Regions from separate parts of the Homo sapiens genome. Here region 1 is linked to region 2. Evidence: chromatin contacts called from ENCODE Hi-C or POLR2A ChIA-PET data. All regions are on one chromosome and are shown on one strand. Each heading gives the region's core, a stretch centred on a gene start or an enhancer-like site at or near the end of the contact. The rest is flanking DNA. Distances are from core to core; before and after follow the strand shown. Region 1 overlaps AAK1 (AP2 associated kinase 1). Region 2 has its middle 15 kb from the start of LINC01816.

Evidence for each region. A loop is a pair of places that touch in the nucleus more often than their neighbours do. ChIA-PET counts read pairs that join two places held with the same protein, here RNA polymerase II (POLR2A). Pooled maps may share reads with other maps.
Region 1: a loop to region 2 is called in a pooled map, with 4 times the contacts of the local background. The contact joins two enhancer-like sites. A Hi-C loop is called at or near these places in 2 of 50 pooled maps. POLR2A ChIA-PET finds 5 or more read pairs at or near these places in 2 of 52 experiments (GM10248 and naive thymus-derived CD8-positive, alpha-beta T cell).

The regions. Positions count from the first base shown.
Region 1 is chr2:69,581,225-69,585,206 of GRCh38, reverse strand. The region is part of intron 2 of AAK1 (AP2 associated kinase 1); the gene reads left to right. Among named protein-coding and RNA genes, the nearest start is that of AAK1, 61 kb to the left of the region's middle. RefSeq lists a silencer at 2,096-2,390. Within about 2 kb of position 2,231, at least 12 of the 41 ENCODE cell types and tissues checked have a DNase peak (open chromatin) inside an H3K27ac peak, as active enhancers do.
Region 2 is chr2:70,138,832-70,142,759 of GRCh38, reverse strand. No RefSeq gene overlaps it. Among named protein-coding and RNA genes, the nearest start is that of LINC01816, 15 kb to the right of the region's middle. RefSeq lists enhancers at 1-21, 1,242-1,781, 3,406-3,928 and silencers at 112-821, 1,309-1,603, 3,369-3,663. Within about 2 kb of position 1,544, at least 40 of the 41 ENCODE cell types and tissues checked have a DNase peak (open chromatin) inside an H3K27ac peak, as active enhancers do.

The DNA of each region.
Region 1 (3,982 bases), core at 982-3,481, 560 kb after region 2:
TATGCCAATTGGAGATTATAGATCTCTCCTTTTCATAGAATAGTCTCTTCTTATAATCCTCGATTAAAGCTTGAATTTTTATGTAGTTTTTTTGGATAACACTTATCTGGACCTCAGTTTTTGAATCTACAAAATGATAATTTGGGTTTATTGTGATGAGGAAATGGGAACATGTATGTAGATGACTTTTCTTCACTGTAGACTATTCATACAGATATGAGATGGGTATGAGACCCAGGATCCCTAAAAACAGATTGGTAAGAAAGGCAGTGTAGTTGTTGGGCAAAGGGAACAGTGATTTTTAGAGTGTGGAAAGCTCTAGGAGAAGGAGGGAGACCAGAGTGGGGATGCTGCACTGGAAGTGAGGTGGAAGGCTTTAGATTTCCTGGTGAGTAATCGAGGTCTCTGAGTGCCTGGGGTTGAAGGTTGAGGGAGTTCAAAGACTTGATGCTGACCTGGGATCTTACTGAGACCAGTCGCTGCCTGTGTGCGTGAGGATACCACCTTGTGCAATCTAGTTCAATGGTGTGTCACCAAGAGCCTGACCTGACACCTAAATGTGACGTAGTGTCCCTTAGAAATCATGTCATGTGATGTAACGTTTAGCTTGAGTCCTGTATTAGAACCAGTGCAACTGGGGATTGGCTTGAGGCAAGTTCCCAACTTGAAACAAGTTGGGAAACCAAGGCACCAAGAGAAAAAGTTACCCCTACAAGTCTGGACTATTCAAAACTGAAGCTGAAAGCAACCTTCTGACTCTGACTTTCTTATACTCTTACCCCATTTCTTTTCTTTTATCAAAACATGGTATTACCAAGTTCCCAAGAGCGAATTATAATTAAAGTAACCACAGTGTAAAGCTCATCAACCCAGAGTCTCGGAATGAGGTGGAGAGAAGCTAGTTAGAGAAGAGGTATTATGTAATGACCTAATTATGAGGCCTGCCATCTGCTTAGGAGTCACGCCTGCCTGGTTAGGATTCCCTGATTGTGTTTTTTAAGGAAGATGCTAGATTGTTAAAGGGGGTAGGGAGAGAAGGTAACTATACCAGAATCATTAGGGCCTTTCTTGAAGGAGGCGGGTGGGTTTTGCGGGGAGGGAGATGAAGCAGCCATGGAGGGCTCCTAAGCAGATGTTCCCCATTAGCTTGGAGAGCAGTGTAGAAGGTTAATTATTCTGTAAAAGAGGTTCCTTATTAGGGAAGGGTGGTCAGGTGAAGCTGGCTATCAGAACATGGCTGATACCCCAGGTTTACCTGGAGAGACAACTAAGACATTTTTTTTCCATTCAGGGGAAAGAGTGAGAAATCCACTTTATTTTTTTAAGTGGACATTTTGTGCTGTGGATGAAGATCCGTAGCTTGAAAAAATATCCAGAAACTTGAAAAAGTGGAACGAAGTCAACTTAGAATAGAAACACAAACCACAATGCTCATGGCACCTAGTGAGTTGCCTCTAAAGGGACTCAGGGCCAAGAATCAGATGAAAAAATTGTACACATATCAAGAAAGTGGCAGGTGAAGAGAGTGAGTCTTTGGACCCACTAAGGGTATAGCTCTAATGCTGAACGGGCTCTTTGGACTTTCAGCCATGAAGCCGAGACCCAGGAGGATGTGGACACACTGCTTGTACTGCTTGTACAGTAGACATACAAGGAGTGACTTTCAAGGAAATTATTAAACTTCCTGAACACTCTTTCAGAGAATCTTTAACAGAAAATCTCTTTGCCTTCAGGTTTCAAAAATGTGCCTATATTAGGGAGATCAGAGTGATTGGAGCATAAAGAGTGAATATCCCCAAGGAAGTAATGCTTCCCTAATTCCTGCCTCTACTTCCCACCTGTCAGGGAGCTTCTTTTAATTTACTTCCATCCTCTGCTCACCACCACACTCCAGTGTGAAAGCAATGTTGTCTTTTAAAGAATTAGTAATTCAAATCCCTGTATAGAATTTCGGAGGTTATTTGGTGTATTTCATATCCCTGAAGAATCACCAAAATGTGGCAAATGTCCAGCTCCAAAGGTGAGAGATGTTTATGTCCCTCACTTTCACTTTATAAATAAGGAAACTGAGGGCCAGTGAAGTATAGTGACTTGCTCAAGGTCATAGCTTGTTATTTGTGGAACTTGGACCACAACTAGGCCTCCTGACTCCTGATGGTTCTTTCTGTTGCCTTTTGGTATCTCTCACGTGGAGTTTTATTTGAATTGCTGCCAGGAGTTCTGTGGCTGTGGCAGTTACATATGATCACGGTGGGTGTAACTGCACAGTCAACAGATATAACCCTGTAGGGGTAATATGGGGCTCTCACTGGTGTCTTAACTTCCAGCAACAGAGTCCTCAGAGCTCCAGGGAAGAGTTTTGAGATGCTAGACATCAGCATTCTTTCTGTAAGTTTGCAATGACTTTGGAACAGAAAATTTTATTTCCACATCTGAGTCTGTCTCTTCTCTTCCTTTTGACCACCACTTCTTGTTGGACACTGTTTGTGGAGTGTGGACTAACCTTGTGTCTTTCACTTGATTTTTTTAACATTCAAACTTTTAGCTTGAGCAGACAGCTGGCAAGAGGTTTCTCTGTAGAATATTGAATAGCCATTTAGAATGTGGGTTATGATGTTCCGCCCTCACCCCCCAGTAGCAGGTCTTTTTAGGGGACAGGAATTTGCAAAGTCATTAGCTTCCTTCCCCAGACCAAAAGAGCCAGCGTGGGCAAACTTCCTCACCACCTCTCCCACCCCGAAACCACTGGTAGGGTTTATTTAATTTAGTCTTGTGCATGTGTGCACGCACACACACGCGCACACACACGCACACACACACGTGCACACACACGCACACACGGAGGTTTTTCATGTATAGAGATACTCTGATTCTATTCTAAGTGTTCTCAGTATACTGCAGTTTCTACTTCTTATTTCAAAGAGATCTGAAATATGTCCTGATCCTGGGACAGTGGTTCCCCAAACTGGCAGATGATCTGTGTTGTCTGTGAGGCTTTTGTAAAAAATAGATCCAGGGCCCCACTCAGGCTTGCTGAATCAGACTCTATCAGCATTTAGCTATTTATTTACTAAGTACTTTATCAGTGATGTAATACATATTTTGTAAATTAGGTACTTAATAAGTAGCTTATGAATTTTACAAAATGCAAAAGCCAAAATTTGTCTTTAAAAAAATATTTTTCACACGACACTGATTTATCTTCAAAAATGCACTTTTTTTTTTTTAAAGACAGGGCACTCTGTCACCCAGGCTGGAATGCAGTGACGCAATCATGGCTCACTGCAGCTTCAACCACCTGGGCTCAAGCAATTCTCCCACCACAGCCTCTTGAGTAGCTAGGACCACAGATGCGCACCACCATGCCTGGCTAAGTTTTTAAAAAATTATTTTGTAGAGACTGGGTCTCGCTGTGTTGCCCAGGCCGGTCTCAAATTCCTGGGCTCAAGTGATCTTCCCACTTCAGCCTCCCAAAGTGCTGGGATTATAGGCATGAACCACCATGCCCAGCCCAAAAAAGATCTATTTTTAACCTAAAGAAAGTGTTTTGCGTCAATTTTCAACCTGTTATCATAAATGTACATTTTTAAATTACTCCCTTTTTTGAAGCCCTGAATTAAAACGTTGCTCTGCAATTTAGCAATCTCATTTGACACTCGGCAGGTGGGCCAGTCCATTTTCAAATGGGCCATTTTCAAACGTATTTAGAGAATACTTTTCACTAGTCATCCTTATATTATTGCAGAAAAAAATACATTCACTCTACAATGCCACACTGATTGTAGTGCACTGTTTTTAAAAAAACAAAACCAGCTGGGCGCAGTGGCTCACTCCTGTAATTCCAGCACTTTGGGAGGCTGAGGTGGGTGGATCATGAGGTCAGGAGCCAACGTGGTGAAACCCCATCTCTACTGAAAATACAAAAATTAGCTGGGTGTGGTGGCGTGTGCCTGTAATCCCAGCTACTCAGGAGGCTGAGGCA
Region 2 (3,928 bases), core at 295-2,794:
TCGCGTCTTTTCTGGAGAGCGCGGGAATGAGAGCGCCGGAGGGTGGTGACGTCACCGGGGTTCCCTGCGTGGCTCGCAGGGGCGGGGCCAGGTACGTGGCGCGCTGCGGCCCGCCCGGGGATCGGGAGGGGAAGGAGAACAGAGAGGGGGAGGGGAAGGAGGGGGAGGGGAAACCAGCGGGACGGGGAGGGGCGAGGTGGGTGGTGCCGATGCCTAGTCTAGCCAGGGCTGACCGGGCCGCGCCCGCCTCGTGACCACTGTGGGGCTGCGCTGCGGGAAAGGTGCTGACGAGGCGGGCGCGCGAGCTCGGCGGGGAGGGGTGCGGCCGGTCGGCGGCTGGCCGGTCCCCGACTTCCCGGCACCCTGGGCGACCGCTCCCTCGTGCGAGCGGGACCACGCCTGGACCGGGGCCCGCAGGTTTTACAGGGCAGCGGGGGGGATTTGGGGCACGTGGGGTCGGGCCGCACCCCGACCTCGAGACGGCGCGGCGCTGCGAGCAAAGAGCCGTCGCGCCCGGAGCCAGGCCCCGCCCTACCTGGGATCCCGTCGCCCTCCCGTCCCCGGGCCTACACCCGCCCCACCTGGGATCCAGTAGCCCTCCCGCCCCCGGGCCTACACCCGCCCCGGTCAGCTCCGGCCAGGTCGGGGAGGAGGAGGGCACGCGCCGGGAGGACCGCGACTGGCCGCCTGGAGCCCGTGGCTCAGGCTTTCCCAGCCGCTGTTTTCCCCTTTGTACATCGGGATCCGCTTCGCACACTTAGTTTCTGCCTAGCACATGCTGGGTGTTGTGTCCAGATACACTAATTCTTTTTCCCCTTCTTCCCCGCCAGTCACTAGAGCCGGTCTGGAAGGGCACTAACGCCTGGGTAGTCCTTCAAACAAAAAGCGTTGTGTGTCTTGCTTACTGGCCGTTAATAGAAGTTTCCCCTTGAGAGTGGCTTTGGTTAGGAAAAAGGTGGCAAAGGGCCCATCCCTGAACTGATTAGTTGAGCCTGGGACCTGATCAGAATTGAGGGGAGGAGTGTTACCAGAATTTTCTCTGTGCCCCGCACTTGCATAAGTGCTTATGGCTAGGAGCCCTGTGTAGGGCACACATTACCTTGGGGCGCCCTTCGCTTCTTTCTCCTCTTGCTGCCCCTTCCCGGAATCTCTCACCTCATGACGTGACTATGGTCAAGTCATCGTTTCTGGGATGGCCTGACCCCTGGGGACACGCCAGCCTCCAGGAGCTTATATGAGGCTGGTTTACCAGAGTAGACAGTGTAAGGCCCTGTCCTGGAAGGAGGAACATGAATATGTCCTGAAGTGCTTGTGTCATGTGTCAGGGGTTGTGCTAGGCTTTTCACATGAGTGATCTCATTTGATTCCCACAGCGGTCCTGTGAGCTAGGGGGAATCATCATCCCTCTATGTAGTTGAGGAAACTGGTTCCGCCGGTTTAAGCAACTTACCTCACATTTCACAGTAGGGAGGTGATGGTTGTAGGGCTTTGGCAAGAAAGTGTCAGTACCTGGTCAGGCCCCTAGGGTGTGAGACGCTCAGGGCCATCCTGGAGGGTATGGGTGAAAGCATGTAACACCGTGGGTTTCCCCCCCTCTGTCACCCCATTCTCTTGGCCACCGCTACCATTTATATCAAGGCAAAACCAGGTTAGGTGGCAGATGGATAGTGTTCGAGGCAGAAGAAGCCCCAGAGGGCAAAGACAGGGCAATTCCTTCTACCCCTCACCCCACACACACTTTGCTTTGGTCATGGATGGGTTAATGGAAGGACTCCTGTGTATCAGACTTGGGTCTTTTTTAGCACCATCTGGCAGAAGTCACCTCTCCTCACACTTGCTGCTTCTACAAAACATTGTTCACTTGGCAGTCAGCAGTGCAAAAGGCAGAAGTGTGGTGCGTGTGTGATTTGGATTCAGTGGACCCCAGAGACAATTGTGTTGTTTGCATTATGTTGCGATTGACAGCCCATAGACACTGCTGTGTTGTATGTGGAACCACAAAAGACGAGAAAGGCAACAAAAGCAGACGTTCCCTCTCCTTTTAAAATTATCTTGTCGCTGGGCACGGTGTCTCATGCCTGTAATCCCAGCACTTTGGGAGGCCGAGGCAGACGGATCACGAGGTCAAGATCGAGACCATCCTGGCAAACATAATGAAACCCCGTCTCTACTGAAAATACAAAAATCAGCTGGACGTGGTGGCGCGTGCCTGTAGTCCCAGCTATTCAGGAGGCTGAGGCAGGAGAATCGCTTGAACCAGGGAGGCGGAGATTACAGTGAGCCGAGATTGCGCCACTGCACTGCAGCCTGGCAACAGAGCGAGACTCTGTCTCCAAAAAAAAAAAAACAACTTGCCTGCAGGATTGGATAGAGAAATTCCCAGGAGAAAGCAAACAAATAAGGGTGCAGGCATTTGTCCTTCAAAACAGGCGGGCAGATCACAAGGTCAGGAGCCAAGACCACGCCATTGCCCTCCATCTTGGGCGAGTGAGACTCCGTCTCAAATAAAACAAACAAAAAATCCCCAGGGCTTTGTAGGTAGACGCTTTTTGGCTTTGAACAAGGCAGGTAGCTTCAGTGTTTCAGATCAAGGAGTGGATGTAGGTTGAAGTGGGCAAATCACTTGAGGTCAGAAGTTTGAGACCAGCGTGGCCAACATGGTGAAACCCTGTCTTTACTAAGAATAAAAACATTAGCTGGGTGTGGTGGCACACACTTGTAATCCCAACTACTCCGGAGGCTGAGGTGGGAGGATGGAGGATTGCTCGAACCGGAAGGCGGGGGTTGCAGTGAGCCAAGATCGCACCACTGCACTCCAGCCTGAGCAACAGAGCAGGACTCCATCTCAGAAAAAAAAAAACAAAAACGAGTGGTTGAGCCTGATTGACCCAGGGACACGTTTTGTTTGTTTGTTTGTTTTTTGTTTTGTTTTGTTTTGTTTTAGATCAAGGACCCTCTCTGTTGCCCAGGCTAAGTGCAGTCGCACAATTATAGCTCAGTTAACCTCAAACTCCTGGGGTCAAGCCACCATCCCACCTCAGCGTCCTGAGTAGCTAGGACCACAACAAGCACATGCCACGGCGCCCGGCTAATTTTTAAAATTTTCTGTAGAGATGGGGTCTCGATACGCTACCCAGCCTGGTCTGGAATTCTTGGCCTTGAGTGATCCTCTCGCCTCAGCCTCCCAAAGCACTAGGATTACAGGCATGAGCCACAGCACCTGGCCCAGGGACACTTTAAACAGGGAGTGAGGCCAGGGGAGGTGGCTCATGCCTGTAATCCCAGCAATTTGGGAGGCTGAGGTGGGAGGATCCCTTGAACCCAGGAGTTCCAGACCAGCCTGGGCAACATGGTGAAACCCCATCTCTATTAAAAAAAGAAAAAAAAAAAAACCACTAGTCAGCGTTGTGATGCACGCTTGTAGTCCTAGCTATCTGGGAGGCTGAGGGTAGGACGAAAGCTTGAGCCCTGGAGATTAAGGCTGCAGTGAGCTGTGATCACACTCCAGCCTGGGCGTCGGAGAGAGACCCTGTCTCTTAAAAAAAACTGTGGGCGGAGTGAGTTTTTCTATTTCTTTCTTTGCTGACAAAGCGGCCCTTTCTGTCACAACATACTTATTGAAACCTGCTGGCCGGGCGGGGTGGCTCACGCCTGTAATCCCAGCACTTTGGGGGGCCGAGGCGGGTGGACCACCTGAGGTCAGGAGTACGAGACCAGCCTCAACATGGAGAAACCCCATCTCTACTAAAAATACAAAATTAAGGCTGGGCGCGGTGGCTCACGCCTGTAATCCCAGCACTTTGGGAGGCCGAGGCGGGCAGATCATGAGGTCAGGAGTTCTAGACCAGCCTGACCGACATGGTGAAACCCCGTCTCTACTAAAAATGCAAAAATGAGCTGGGCATGGAGGCACACGGCTGTAATCCCA